Regions from separate parts of the Mus musculus genome. Here region 2 is linked to region 1. Evidence: chromatin loops called from intact Hi-C (ENCODE). Cell type or tissue: left cerebral cortex. All regions are shown on one strand. Links, peaks and the distances in the headings refer to the core of each region. The heading gives the core; the rest is flanking DNA.

The links. A loop is a pair of places that touch in the nucleus more often than their neighbours do. Peaks named below come from ENCODE experiments on the same cell type or tissue, not always from the same donor. Only the 100,000 strongest peaks of a DNase experiment are listed, where the experiment ranks them.
Region 2: a loop joins it to region 1, with 11 times the contacts of the local background. A loop is called at or near these places in 4 of 42 quality-filtered maps.

Annotation. Positions count from the first base shown.
Region 1 is chr7:70,365,827-70,373,668 of GRCm38, reverse strand. The region is part of intron 1 of B130024G19Rik (RIKEN cDNA B130024G19 gene); the gene reads right to left. It also overlaps a transcript of Nr2f2 not described here. Among named protein-coding and RNA genes, the nearest start is that of B130024G19Rik, 4.4 kb to the right of the region's middle. In left cerebral cortex, for the core only: no CTCF peak of the experiment used is centred there; a DNase peak (open chromatin) is centred at 3,279; H3K4me3 peaks cover 929 bases; H3K27ac peaks cover 671 bases.
Region 2 is chr7:68,977,334-68,985,175 of GRCm38, reverse strand. No RefSeq gene overlaps it. Among named protein-coding and RNA genes, the nearest start is that of Gm23795, 29 kb to the right of the region's middle. In left cerebral cortex, for the core only: no CTCF peak of the experiment used is centred there; a DNase peak (open chromatin) is centred at 3,881.

The DNA.
Region 1 (7,842 bases), core at 1,437-5,436:
CTTTGACATTTGACATATGAGGTGATGTGGTCCTGTCAAGAAATACCCTGTGTGACATCTGTCACTAAAATCAATATTTCTTTCCTTTAATGGTTTCAGTTTTACTTTGAATGTTTAAAGGACAGTATCTCAATCAATTTATCATAGTCATGTATTTAGGAATCTCTTAAATAAAATTAACCAATGTATAATAAATTCCAATAGATGGGTAGGGAAATTACTGTTCCCTACCTTGTACTCCAAACAACAAGGCTAATGCAATTTGTTTTCAAACACTACAGTTTGCAAGCCCTCAAGATAATACTTTCCATAACCAAGAAATTAAATGTGATTTTTTAAAAATCCTTTTTACATTCTGTACAGGATTTATTTATTTTTAGCATGTACCTACTCATTTTCAAGGAAGTGGCCTTTGAAGAGGACAAATGAAGCTGATAATGTAAGTCCCTGGATGTTCTCTAGTTTAACACATAGTATTCCTCTACTATGGCAGCTTACCAATTTCTGGCTATCAACTTATTCTCGTTATAGCTGTGTATTGAAAGCAGGGTGGATAAACGTCCTAAAAAACAAACAAACAACAGTGAATCCATACATCCCATTTCTCCTCCTAAAGTTGACTTTGCTTGTGTAGTTAAAGGAATTTAAATCAAATGAATCCTCGTTTGTTGTGCTGTTGGTATTTGCCTGAAGTTCACTCATGCAGCTAATTAACAATATTAATTTTTCTGAATATTTTTCTTTCTAACACCTTCATGTAGCACTTGATACCATCAATTAGGTGTTTTGTTTTGTTTTTTTACATAGTAAAAATTAACTCTTGTTTTAAAGATAGCATTACAGGCTTTTGAGAATTAAAACATACAGCGTCCAACCATTCTTCTTGACTTTGTCCAGGTCTAAATAAGACCGGCTGCTCACATGATCTCAGATGACTTTGGAACTCTCTCAGCAGGAGTTAACTTGCAATGTAATGTTAATATTAAATTCATAAATAGCTCATACCAGGCTTGATAAAATGGGCAATGCCATTGTCGATAGTCCAGTATTTAAGATTTAAGTCATCAATGAGCTGGAAAGTACACATATACACACACACACACACACACACACACACACTATGTGTTCATGCACACATTACATAGCCTTGAATTTTACAATAAATATATCAGGGAAAAGATGTTCACTGTTTGCTTAAATACCCTGCCAAAGCTTCCAACTGGAAATCTGAAGCTTGCACTTTGAAGTGCCTTTCTGTGATTTTGCAAGCCATAATAGCATTACCCTGGCTGAGTTGCTTCTGCTTGTCTTCCAGCACTGCTGAATCCAGAGAGCTCATTCAGAAGTCTTTTTGCACTGCCTTCTGCCAGCCTCCAGGACCGTACACATGAGTGACAGCCTCTATCTAGTGTTTGAGTGTATGAACCTTTAATCCATCAAGACGCTTCTAAAATTGAGAGGGTACCTCCACCACATGCTTGCACCTTCCTGTACAAACCCCCTCATCTTGGGACCCATGGAAATGCCACCACACTGGAAGCCAGCTGAATATATTTTTCTAATCTCATCCAGACTTTATGGCTATAATTTGGCTGCTGACACAATTTTAAATTAGCTTTTGCTTCAATGAAAGAAGGTAAACCATATCTTGGGATTTGTTTGTTTTTTTTCTTAATCTCTCACACAATGATCATATATACATATACATGTTATTATAATAATATACAAATTGTAAAATATTGTTAGAGCGATTTGGGTGATCAGTTAAAGAGGGGAGGGGGAATTTACTCCATCCTATTTTCTTATTTCCCTAAGTCCAACTTCCTGGAGTTTGCCTTGACAGATGAAACTGTTGTCTTTGAATAGAAACCCCTGCTTGCAAGGCGTTGCAGTGAAGATAGGGTGGGACATAAGAGACAGGCAAAGTGCTCTAAAACCCTTACAGCTAAAAAGTGCATTTGTTCTCATTTCCTTTCACTCTTTCCCTCCCTGGCTCTACCATCTTTTCTTCTTTTTCTTCCTCCTCCTCCTCCTCCTTCTCCTCTTCGTCTTCCTCTCCTTCTTCTTCTATATCCCTCCTTTCACCCCTTCTTAAATCTTTGAACAGTTTAGCATAGTTAACCTTCATTCTGTAGCCAAGACCAAGAAGGATTAATGGAGACTAAACTGACACTCCTCCAGGTCATCGGTGCTGCTAGCTTCCAATGCAGGAATGAGAGAATTACTATGGAGGGAGCAGGAGGCTCACACCTGGACACACCATTCTAACCCACTGGGATTCATATTTTTAAAACAAAACAAAACAAAACAAAAAAAAACTTCTAGAAAACGGTTAATTGGGTCTTCAGCTATATTTCCTGTTGCACCGAAGGACATGCAGGGTAGCATGAATTTAATAGCCCAAGCTGCTAAGAACATTGAGTAATGGGAAGGTACACCTTTGACACACAGATGCACATAAAAACGTGTAAACGCATACACACAGTAGGCAGCTATCCGTTTCTTTTGAAAGACTGCACCCCCTTTGAAGGTCAGAAGCAGGAAAAGGGCAAAGACTTGTTCTTTTTTCTCATCTTGTGCCCTAACCCTCCACCTCCAAGAAATTAGAGCCTACTGGGTTGTTTGCAGCTGTTTCGAAGCTCTAAGGTTTGTTCACAGCAGCGAGACTCACACTTCAGAGTGAAAAGCCATTCTGGAGCCAGAACATTGCTGCTTAGCTTTGCGGAGGTTTTTTTTTTTTTTTTTTTTTTTTTTTTTTTTTTTTTTTACTAACTTCCAGTAAATTTTACCTAACGCCCCGTGAACTTCACTTTAGTTTCCAGTATCTAATCTTTGGGTCCTAGACAGGTCCCCACTGGCTGGGGTGGGACCTGATCCTGCTAAAGCTGATTCCCTCTCGCTGAGAAAACCCGCAGCCCTCCGACTTCCTTTGGTGCCCCTGCCTTAATCCATGGCCTTAGACTTCGTTCCACCTGCCTGAGAGCTGAGCCGCGAACCTAGAATCCACTGTTCTGCAAATTCCACGGGGGGGGGGGGGTGTCTCGCCACCCGGTGGCCGCCCTGGACACTGGGCAGATAGCATGGAAAGCCAAGCCATTGATGGAGCTGGGCTACTGGGTCCTCTTTAGAGATGCTAAATAAGACGAGAGATGGAGGTTGATTGAGAAGAAAGTTGTAAAAGCCTGGAGTGGCACCTAAAAGGAGTCTCCAAAATGGCAAGGGAAGAAAGCAATCCATCGGAGCCACACCTTGGCTACCTAGGCTGCCTCGCCAGACTACATGTTCTTGTCTTGCTTCGCATAAGCCATCAACTCCGGTGGCCACCTGGTCATCCCACTCGGGTGTACAGCGGATGTGCTCCCAAGCCTTCGGCCCGCGGCGGCCGCCTCAGCCCTATTTGCAAAGCCAGGCAGCAGAGTCCTATCTCTGGCTGCGCTGCCACCTTTTCCGTCGAGGGCAGAGGGACCGAGGCCTGCGCTTGAGCTCCCTGGCGATGGTCCGGCAGTCCCCCTTGGAGCTGGCTTCCTTCCTCTCGGCCCCGCCAAATCCCGACTAGTCAGGTCCCCCTTCGTCACCCCGGGGGCTTCTAATCACTCCGTATCGATTTCCCTAACTCTTTTCATCCCGTTGAAGACACATCTTAAAACACTCCAGCCCGGAGTGTGCTCTGGGCTTTATCCACACTAATAAAATGATTTACCCTGCTCTCTGCGCTCTCCTCACAGAGGAAAATCGTTCGAGCTCTGGCTATTTGTGTGTGATCAGTAAATATTTAGTGCGGTGACATCCTCAGCTAGGCGTCGGATCGATGCGGAGCCCACCGGGAGGTGTGCTCTCTGCGGGCGGGGCCGCTTCGGGTCCGCCGAGGGGACTTCCAGTGTCCTGGCCACCGGCCGCAGATTTACAGCCCGGGCGGGAGTTCCAGGGAGAGGAGAAATGAGGGGGGCAAAGCGCGTCAGGAAAATTGCCTTTTCAACCTTTTTACTTTTGACATTCAGTCACTTGCCCACATTGCCACTATCTCCTCCACACCTCCCCCATTCCTTCCCTAGGGCGCGCGGGACACCTCAGAGCCCTTTCCGGAGCTCGTGAGACGCGCTAGCTACCCTGTGGCCCAGGACCACCTATCAGAGTCCTGCGTAGCCACGCAGGGAGGCCCCAGCCCCTGCTTTGAGGGTCGTCCCCTTCGGGGCACGAAGCTCCTCGCCCGCCCACGCCTCCTAAGGCCGAAAAGAGGTGGAGAGCTGCTGCTGCGCTAGAGATCTGCCCCCCCCCCCCGCACCCTTTCTGCGACCCCTCCCGCTCTTTCTGTTCCTCCAGCATCTTGTTCCTGCTGCCAGTCGGACCGCGCAGGTCGTCGGGTGGGAACTTGACTTTCTTCTCCACCAGACGCCCCTTTCCTTAGAAGCAAAAAGGCGCTTAGTTGTGAATTGTTGAGAGGGGGCCTACTCTCGGCAGCTAGAGGGCTGAGGTCTAGGTAGCTACGGTGGCAGCGCTTACCCTGGGCGTGCTCACACAACTTCATGATTACATAGTCCCACCTTGACCGGGGCGGGAGGGGGGACCCCGGGAAGTGAGCTCGATGCAGAGTAGGACACTGCAGGGCTTCACCTTGTCCTAGGACTCTCGCCACCTGGGACTGCTAAATTACCAGAGTTGATTTTCGTCACTGAGGACTATCCAGCCATTCCTGGGGATGGGGGTTAGGGGGAGCTCCTCTGCTCTTAAGCTTGGGGGTTCGGGTCTACAAGTCTTCAACTGCTACCACCCACCCACCTGTTGTTAGCTGACCTGTTTTCCCCTCACCTGAGGCCTGGGCCTTTGCATTCCCCTGGGGCCCAGAGAAGAAGATGCAACTGGGCTGTGTCTTTGCACCCCTCCCCATATCTTAATACCCTCGCTGTTGTCATAACCATGGCTTTCTAAAACGCCATATCTGCAGAGTCTATCTTTATACTAATGCATACTTAATTGCTCTGTCTTGACTGTCCACATAAAACAATTTAATTAGGGTGGGGGGTTTGGTTGGATGATTTTTTTTTTTTTTTGGCTTTGGAGAGCAAAGAGAAGAAAATCTGCCCGACGCTTATTGTATTTAGCACCAATACAGGCAGAAAATGTAGCACAAGTTTTTGGTTGAAAGAGCACCTCTGTGTCCATTGAAGGGCGTTGATCCGAAAAGGCAGAAAGGACAAGTAAAATCGATTGGAAGCGACCCTCTCTGTCCTTTTCACACCATTCAGAAACTCCATTCCTTCTAAGACAAAGACCAGAGCCTTGGGAATTCACAGGGAGAAGGAGGACTCCAGTCTCACAACCCTTGAACACTTGTTTTTAAATCTTCAATATTTCACTTTAAACCTGCACTTGGTGATGGACTCCTGCATACCAGCTCTCAGCCCCCACCCCGGCCCCACCCTGGAGGAGCCATGGAATTTTGCCACCCCTCACCCTAACCCCATGCCCCTGCCCGATTTGGCCTTTCGGTCAGGCGGGCCTGCCTTTTAGGGTTAGTGCATCTCTCACCTTTGACCCTCAAGATTGGAATGGCTACCAGTGTTCTAAATTTGACCAAAGTTGGAAGAAAATGACCACAAAATAATTACTCCAAAGCCCAGTTCTAGTTCAGCGTCTGAGCCACCTTTCTGGTACAACAGCCACCTCCATCCCTATCGCTACCCCCCACCTTCTCTGGCAATGAATGCCCTAGTCACCTCTGAAGGAGGGAGCTGGGTGGCGATGAGTTGCCAGGTCTAATTGGTCTTTCATTAGGTTATCCCAGGCGCCCAGGCTGGGGAAGGTGGTCATCGATCAGACCTGGCATGAAAAGAAAAGGAGGCGGGAGAGGAGAGGAGAGGGCCAGAGAAGGGGAGGAGAGAGGCCCGGATTTAGATCACCTTCACCTGCCCAGAGCCCGGCCTCCCTGTTGGAGATCCCTCGACCTTCAACTAGGATGAAGGGGGCGGGGCAGAAGGGAGGGGGCATTACTGAATTACACACGTGGCCTCCTTCTAAGAGACAGAGTGCACCTCCTCTTCGGAGGAGTCCCACCAGCTATCCACTCTTTGTAACTGATGAGACAAACCGCAAGGAAAAACTTCTGTAGCCCATATTTATGGTATTAATGAATAGTTTAAAAAAGATTTACACTTCTTATGATCAATATTCTGAGTTATTTCCCTCAAAGTATATAATTACAGTGTCTTCAGAGTTTCATCATTGTTTGAGGTGGCAAAACCATTTGTAATTTTCATTAGCCAGTAAACATGTAATTAACATTCAGCACTGTGTTTAACTTAATTCCTGTTTAAGACAGGGACAAGAAGCAGTGAAGAGCGTTCGTTCCATTTGTCAAGTCTGACATACATCTTACCATAACAGTTTCCTAAAATAAAAGATTCATGTTTCCCCATTCTTCTCCTCTTAAAACAAAACAAAACAACAACAACAACAAAAATCCATTAGTTCAAACTGTACTAAACTGCAAGAGACAGCTCAGTCTGCTCTCAAGTTTTGCCAGTTATTGTATCTCTGCTTCTTTTACTCGTTTGGGGGAATTGATAAGGGGAGGGGTGAATTAAGTATTCATTATTTAAAGGCATGAAATAGGGGAACCCCTCCTCCCAAAAGAAATAGATTTCCTCTTCAGGAAAGTTCTAGAATGGACAGTAGAAAGGGGAGGGAGGCACTAATCCACAGGGGAGAGGAAGAAAAATCATTGGGGAGGGGGGACTTGAGTTAAAAGTAGAAAATGAGGATTCCAATTGATTCCTAGGAAAAAATGTTGGCCTCCTGTTTCAAGTTCTATCTTTGATCCAGGGTGAGAGGACCGTGTCTGCCAGTCTTAGGCTGCAGCTCCCCCCCCCCTCTGGTTTTTCCCCCCCAACTTGCTTTAGGATTAGCTTCCATCCCTCTCAACCCCAAATGGTGGAATTTGGCTGTGCCTCGGGGTTGTCCTGCTTTGCAATATTGCCTATAGTTGTTTTCGGTTTTCTGCTAAGACTGAGCCGGGTTGCTCCAGCCTCCGACTAAACTCATTAAGTTGGGAGATTTTTTTTTTTTTTTCAATTGGAAGGGTGTTTTTAAAGTCTCCTCTTTCCAGCCCCAAACAAGGTGTAACAACGCACTCTTCCTTCTAAGGCATCAGATGAGAGACAAGGATCACTCCAGACAGCTCCTACCTACGGTTTGGGGTTTTTTTTTCTTAAAGGCGAGGCTTGCATTCCTCAGCAGCTATGTACAAAGCTCCCTGAAGCTGTCTCTCTCTCTCTAAAGTTAGTGTGCAGGCTTTTCCAACGGCTGAGAGCGCCTGGTACACAGGGAAGCAGTTCCTTGAGGTGGAAGATCTCTTCTTTCACCTTTCTTTTTCCCTGCAGACTAATGCCTACTTTTTTATCAGTTTGCACAATCGCTTAGATAAACACCGAGGAGGAGAGTCTCTTTAATTATCAAAGACACATCTTTTCAGGGGGCCAACAAAGCATTTATTTCACCCGCCAAACTAAAGGAGAGTTATTCCAGTTTAGAAGGAAGATGCAAGCGGTTTGGGACCTTGAACAAGGCAAATATGGTTTTGGTATGTTTGCTTACTGTATTTTTTTCTCTTTCTCTTCTTTCTCACTTTTCTCCTTGTGCTGTGTGGGGTTGGGGATGACTTGGGGCTTTTCAGAAAATCGCTTTGCTAACGTGTATGCAATGCCTCGGACTGTGGTTGAAGGGGTCTGGGGGAGGGTGGGGGCAGTCAATTCAGTGCGTTGCCATATTTTATTACATGTATGTGGTAGCAGAGGTGGAAGGGGGGGATACAATTGCAAAGCTGCCAAAATATGATTAAACCGAAGC
Region 2 (7,842 bases), core at 1,428-5,427, 1.4 Mb after region 1:
ATCAATGCAGATATATGCACATATAAATTTATAAAGCATGAACTAAAATTAGGGAGTTGCTGTGGGCACTTTTAGCTGTGATATTTCTCCTTAGAATCCAGGGGTGGGGTGCAAGAGTTCACTCTCAGCTTACTCATGGGGATTGTGGCAGGATCTCTGATCTGTGAACTATAAAGCCACCCTTGCAGGGCCAAGTGAATGCAGTGGGATATTGCGTGCATCTCCCACTTTAACTGTGTGGAAGGTTCTTCAGAGACTGCTCTTGGGCAAGTCAGGACCAGGGCATTCCCTATGACCTGATCCCAGACTAAAGGCAAAACCCAGCCCAGACCTCTAACCTAATTTCCCATTCAAAATCCTCCTCTCTAATATAATTATTATTATTAATTTTATTATCAGTTCTTTTCTAGCTTCAAATTACCCCATTACAAGAATGAGAACATCTGGAGACTGAGTTTGGTGGGAATTTCAGCCTTGCATAAGGAGTACACAACAATCTATAAAAGTATTTCATTCTTTCTATCATCCAAAAAGCAAGCCTTTCAGTTTAAGATGAGAGTTAGGTGATGTAGTTTGGGACAAAGACAATAAACAGAGTATAAACTATCCTTTAAATTATTAACACTCCAAGGAAAGGAGAGTTACAGACACTGGCTGCCTACACCATTGTCAGGAGCTAGACACAGCAGGTCTCTGTTAGCTCTGGCTTCTCTCTGAACAGGAGGACTGTCCTGATGTGCCCTAACCATGTACTCATGCAGGTTCCCACTCTGGGGCCTCCCTCCCTCTGGTCTCATGAATGAAAACAAATTGTTTTTAGCTACAATACCCCCTGGGCTCAGTCTTGACCTGTGTGGTACAGTGACTTGGTGCAGCTTGAATTTTTACATACAGCTGCATAAAGCAATTTTCATGTAAATTCCTAGGTAAATCAGCCTGCAGTTGGTCTATTACATAGACACATACACAGAAACCATTATGTTTGACAGATTAGGAGATGCCCTTTTTTTCATCCGAGGCTGGTCACTGTATAGTCCACAGTGTACAAATCAGAAATGGAGGATTTGGGAAAGGGCCCAACACCACAAACAGCAGGGGGGCCCTCTCATGGTAGCCTGGATGGACCTCCTAAGTGCCTAGATGCTCTGACAAAAGAAAAGGCCTCTGTGGGACACAGAGAAAACTTACTTAGAAAAATCAACCCTCAAATGAGCAGAGAAAGCCAGGTAATTCTCAAGGCCTGCCAGGAAACAACTCAGCCACTTCCCAGTACCCTTGCTATATGTAGAATGCCAATAAACAGCCACAGGGTCTCCAATGACCCCAGCATTCCCACTGGAACAAGCAGGCTGGCTCAGTTAGCTCACAGCAGGTGAGGGAGCTTCAAGGATTGCAAGAGCACTCAGTTCTCAGAGGTGCCTTTCCCTGGGTGCTGGGGCAGCCAGTACTTCCCCTCCCCGTGCAGCCATCATAGGGGTTGGTGGGGGCAGCCCCAGCCATCTGGAAACCGCCTATCTGGGTTCTCCATCCAAATGTGTTTCTGACCAAAGGAGGTGCATTTCTTGAAGAGGTCCTTTTAAGGCAACAGCAACCACAGAGCACAAAGGAAAGATGTAACCAAAACCTGGCCCAAGATGTTTGTTTATGCAATCTTTAAATAATTCATCTTTATCCCTATTGAGCCCATCACAGCATGTCAAAAATAAATGTGTCGCCTTGGCCTATTGTTTGCAGCTCAGGATTGTCAAGCGAGAAGAAAATATTACAGAGACAGAGGGAGATACACGCAGGAGTGTGACCTTTAACTGCACTACCTATAACCAATCTCATCAAATTAAAGCACTGTATATTTTCCTTAATAATCTGTGATTAGACTGGGGCTATGAGTGGACACGAACACCCGCCATTGCTATGCAGCGGGATGTCTGCTTAGCACCGGCAAAGCGTTTGGGAATAAGTGAGCAAAATGCTTTAATTTGATAGGGTTAGAATCCTGCAGGCTCTGGGGTGAAAGGTCCCCAGCAGCTCCGCTCACACTGAATATGCAGAAATAAAAAAGTAAATTGCTTACATCTGCTGCAGGCAGCAGAGAAAGTGATCTGATTGGATAGTCCGAGGGCTCTCCATCTCTTTTGGGTTAGAGAGAGGGTTTCAGAGCATCAAAAGCTTGTAATTGGAGTAATTCTGAATTAATGGACACACACACACACACACACACACACACACACACACAACATTTTGAGGCAGCTGTTTGCAGAAGCCTGACTGTTTAGGAATGCTTACAGCTTGCCTCAAACATAATCTTTCCTTTCCACCCACAAATTAATCTTAATCTTAATTATGGGCTTGGATTTGATATCAGGTAGGGAGAGCATTCTTATCTGGCTCATCCCCCTGCCAAGATGACTGGAAGTTATCAGAGCCCTGTATCTGCTTGTCCACTTTGTCCTTCTTTCTGGAATACATGTGTACTTGGGCTCTCCTTCATGCATAAAAAGATGATTTAAAGGGCTTCGCCGGGGTTCCTGGAAGTTGACATAGAAAGCACAGGTTTTGCCTTGCTCTATGATATGGGATTTAATCTTCATTTTTGATCGATAAGAATCAAAGGCAGGACTCAAGGTCTTTGGGGCATGAGCTGGTTCCCTTTCACAAGGGATGTCAGGAGACGGCCTGCGGTGTCACCTTGATGCACTCACAGGACCCTGTGTGGAGAGCTGTGTCATGAATTACATTAGGCCTAGCTGGGTCTGCTCTTCTGGCTGGCACTGTAGGCTTGCCTACAGTGAGGCTGGGGTTGCACTTGAACTCTCTTTGCCTTTGACTGTAGCATATTAGCTTACACTAGCTTGCCGATCAAAATAATATCACATTGTCCCACTGTGGGCATGCCCCTGTTGGGAGCTAAAAGCAATACTGGCCTCCTGTAGTTGAGAGTACAGCCCCCACAGTAGGAGATAAAGGAAACTGAGGGGACCCAGGGAGCGCATCTTGTGAGACCAACTTTCAGGAGAAGCATCTCAGCCAGGCATAGATCTCAAATGCTAGCCTTGCTCAGACAGCACAAGAATATGTTCGACATTCCAAAATGTTCTTAGGTACAGGTTTTGTAAGGACAGCTCCAGGCTCCTCTGATATTTAGTAGTAATTGGGGCTTACATCCAAATTCAGTTTTGTCCAGTATTCTTATTAATGCCCGAGGCTCTTTGAAATTGCCTGAATAGCCTATTGTATTCCTAGAACTACTGTGGATAGATTTTTAGAATGCCATACACAAGCTAAAGAAATTTGATTCTAGATATCAAATCATATGCATACTCTGCCTATATGTACATGTGTGGGATGTGTGTACAATATATGTGCATCACATACACATATATGATATACAGATGCATAATTGCTTAACATAGGCAAAGCTAAGACTTTGAAACCAAGCTGTACACAACAGAAAACCCATAAACACAACAGGAATTCTTCTTACTACTGTTGCGGCTTCACCAGTGTCACCCAGGTTTGGCTGCGTGGGTAGAGGGTTGTCAAGCTTGCTTCTTTCTCTCCAGAGCTTCTTTCTTAGCATACGTCGTTTCTTCGGCAAGGCTTTGCCTGTAACAAATGGCTCTGTGCTGGTTCTTATTACCCGGAAGCCTCCTTTGTCTGGCTGGGTATTGCCACAGTCTATCGGAAAGTATTTGTCAACAATTACATGTCTATTAAGGCACAGTCAATCAGTGTGGGCCCAAACAGCCAGGCCTCTAGGGCTCAACTATTGATAGGAGACTGTCAATATCCCATCGAATCCTTTTCTCCACAAAACACAGTCATCTAGCCGAAATCATTGTCTGAGACAAACGCAGAAGGCCAGCTTTCCTCTCGCGTCCACGGATGTCCCACTCTTTAATCTAACATTCAATTTGAATGAGTAAGAGCCTTTTTAAATGTTCAGAATCTAGGCTCCTTTTAAAGCACTGCCCACACTGAGTTTGGGAGGGAAGATATTTAACATAATCAGCCGTGGTAGGGAAGTTCACCTAGGAGTGTTGAATTACTCCTGAACATAAGAAGTCCAGATGAAAATTAGCGAAAGACACTTGAAATTTGCTTCACAGTCATTATACCTGTCCCTCCAGTACTGAGTCTCAGGCATTCATTTACCTGGCTCAGGACAAACGGTGGTGGTCTTAACAGTATTTTTTTTTCCCCTGCCCATTCAACTTCAAACCGGACTACAAATTTTGCTATCATTGTTATAAAGAGCTGTTCTTCAAAGAAAATATACTGAGAGCCTCTTGTGACTGTTTTAAAGCCCCCAACTCCAAAAACAAAAGGAAACACTGAGAAAGTGGGGGAGGGCAAGGGAAAAGAAATTGCCTAAGTAAGGCTGTATCCTTTGAACTGGCAACTCCCTGCATCACAGAATACAGCAGTTGTCCTCCAACAAAAGACAGCATCAAACCGACTCCAAAAAAGCCCAAGACACCCAAGAATATTAAAAGCAGATGTGATATTCAGAGCCTCTGGACCATGTGAGGTGCCTTTTAAGTTCTGTTAAATCAAGGGTTTATAAAATTACAGAAACAAACATTTTTTTTTTCTTTTGCAGAAGGTGTTTCTTAGAATCTTCATTCCTGGGATTTTCAGCCTCAGCCTCTCAAGCGGTGGAGAAACGAGTGGGAAGAGGACTCAGCTACCCAGGTCAAATCCAGATAGACTTGCCCCTCAGAGCCTGTCTTCATTCTGTGTCTTGTGTTCATAATCCAAAGCCCAAATGATTCAAATACTGAGATAGAGCCAGGAAAGGTCAAAATGCTGCCAGAAGGTCCAGGTGAAGTTTCTACGAGTTAGTGTAAAAATGGGAAATTAAAATTCAAAGGATTCAAATAAAGTGGGAGAGCCGCCTCGGGTCTCATGCGGGGAGGTGGGTTTGCCCGTTCCATTTCTTGGCCTCAGCGTCAGAGGCACACATTAATTAAATTACCAGCCTCCAGTCTGAAGTAGATCGTCTGCAGCTCAGAAATCCTGGGGTCCTTTCTGCACGTGATGGCCACAAACACCATATCTGACATCTTTCTAGTTCCCCGAGCACAGCTGCTGTGCTAGTCCATTACAGACATCCAAATGTAATCTACCATAGGACTTTTGCGTAGTAGACTCATAGTTCATTTCAGATGTTTGCACGGGGAATTTTTATACGTGGACTTAAAAATATTCTAAGAGCATAAATTGTGAAAGGCCTAGGTCAGGAACCCAAGTCATAAAGGGCCCCTGGGCAGTCACTTCCCAGCAGTCGGCCATCATGGCCAAGGGGGCAGCTGATCTCCGTTTCTGAGAGCTCCATTATGGGTATTTACAAAATAAACAATGCAAGCAAGTTCATGATTGTCATCCTTAATAATATGCATTACAGCAAGCCTTTAAATAAATATACAAGCCATAGATGTTCACCAGGCCTATTGCACCTTTACTTCTACACAGATCCAAGGCATTGTCTTTGTTGTGTTAGGGGAAAAAAAAAAAAACCTGACTCTTCATAGAACAGAAACAATAACAAAAAGCAATCATTATTTTAAATAACTCACCAATGTTCAGAAGCTCTGCTCGGGTTTCCAAGCAGGAAAGTCAGCAAGTTCACAGCTGGGGTGAGAACTTGGTCTCATTAGTCTCAGGTTTTCGAGGCACATTCGCAAAGCAGGAATACAAAATGTTCTCTCTCGGTGCTTCAGTAATTAACTGTCTTTGAGAAGGAAAGACAAACAAATAAATAAATAATATGATCGTTCAGAGTTCAAACCGATCGGGTTGCACAGTCTAAAATGCATCTGCGTAACACTCCCTTCAGACTTTATTTTGTAAGCACCCACACTCACAAAACAAAACAAAACAAAATTGAAAGCTCACTAATCTTTCACAGCAACATGTGTCAAAAAATGTGAGCAACTTTGAAGGATTTTAACTGGATAGGTCCAGACATCTGGGTGCTACTGGCCCAAGGTCTCACTGAGAATGTCTTCTGGAACCGTCTCCATTTTTTAAATCATTATTTTTTAGATATTTTATGTAATTGCTTATTTTTCATATGTTCTCTCTCTATTATTGTAGCCTATTCTCATCAGGTAATAACTAATTAAAAATAGGAAGCAAGTAAAAGCATTATTCAAACTGGTAGAAATTTACATTCTATAAAACTTAAAGTTTGTCAGGAAAGAACTTCAACTCTTGATTTTTGTTTTGTTTTGCTTAAACTGCATACACAGCAGTGAGAAATGTGCAGTGTCATTTTATATTTACGTGCAGTGGGAACCCATGGATGCGTAGAAAACATCATTCTTTGCTAACAGAGAGTAAGTAAAAGGCTTCCTAGGGAAACCGCATGAACAGGGATTAGCCGTGATTATTTGGCTAGCCAAAATCCCAAGTGCTTGAAGGATCCTGAGCACCAGTGTGTTACTTTCACTTTGCACCAAGTCTTTTGTTAAGAGTCATAGCAGGGATTTTCAGGGAGATATTTGCTAACTTTTTTTTTTTTTTTAACTTTTGTCAGAAGGAAGGCTAAGACATAGACAGCAAATGAGACTCAGAAAGTGCAGAGTATTCCAAGACACCACACAGCTTCTAGCTTCCCTTAGAGAGAGAGAGAGAGAGAGAGAGAGAGAGAGAGAGAGAGAGTCTCTATCTGACTAGGACTCTGTCAGAGGTCTCTCCATACTTTGAAATTCGCTCTTTCACAATTCTAAAGAGCTCCAAAATGTTAGCAAATTAAACAATTTGTCTCCCTGGAAGCCTAGGCACATTTCAGAGCTTAGACTAGAAAAGAGGTAAAGGGAGCCTGGTTGAGTTCTTTTGACTTAACTGCTCGCTTGCTCTCTGCATGCAACTTTTAGGTAGAGAGGGGCCTAAATGTGCATGCTAGAAGCTGGAGTCACACCCCTGCCAGAGGCTTAGGGGAGAGAGGTGAGGGGTGCTGTCCTTGCCCATTGTTCTGACTCCCAATGGCACGACTGTCTTAGGATGCTTTTGAACAGCAAAAAGAGAGGACAGCAGCCCACACTATTCTTCTCCTGTTCCCAAATTCAATATTAACAGGCTGTATTTTCCACGTGTTTTGACATATACAGGTCTCTAAAGAACATTTATTTAAGTTTTGCATTGCTAAAACTGCAGGTCTCTCTCTCTGGCCAAGCTCAGGGACCCGAAGGAGGGGCAACTGGACTCACTGACATCTCCCAGTGTGAGATGTCACTCCTAAAGGAATCTAAGTGAAAAAAAAAAATGGAAGAAAGGAAGAAGGAAAAAGAAAGACAATAAAGAAGCAGGTTCGACTCAGCACATTTACAGAGAGTGTGGACTTTGGTTTGAATTCACAACATCTACGGGCAAATCCTGGATGGCATAAGGAAGAAAGCATTTTTCAACCAATGCTTTCATAGAAGTATTTCCTGCTCAATTCAATAATATACTTTTTAAGTTTTACACAAATTAACATTCATTCAAATTTGGAATTATTTAAAAACACACCAGACCCTTCATTTGCTTATACATACACACACACACACACACACACAAACACACACACACAAAGGCACACACATAGGCATACACACACACACACACACTGGTACACACACACACACACATACACACACATACACTGTACACCCTACTGCAAATTTTTAGAATTGGGACAAAATAAAAGTCTTTGATAATCACTTTGTCTATTTAATTAGGAAGAATTATTTCCTGTTTTTCAATTCAGCAATTTCTCTCTGAACAATAGATTAGGACCCACCTTCAAATAATAATTACAAGGAAAAAAAATCTAGCATTTTTTAGCAGTGAAAGCCCAGA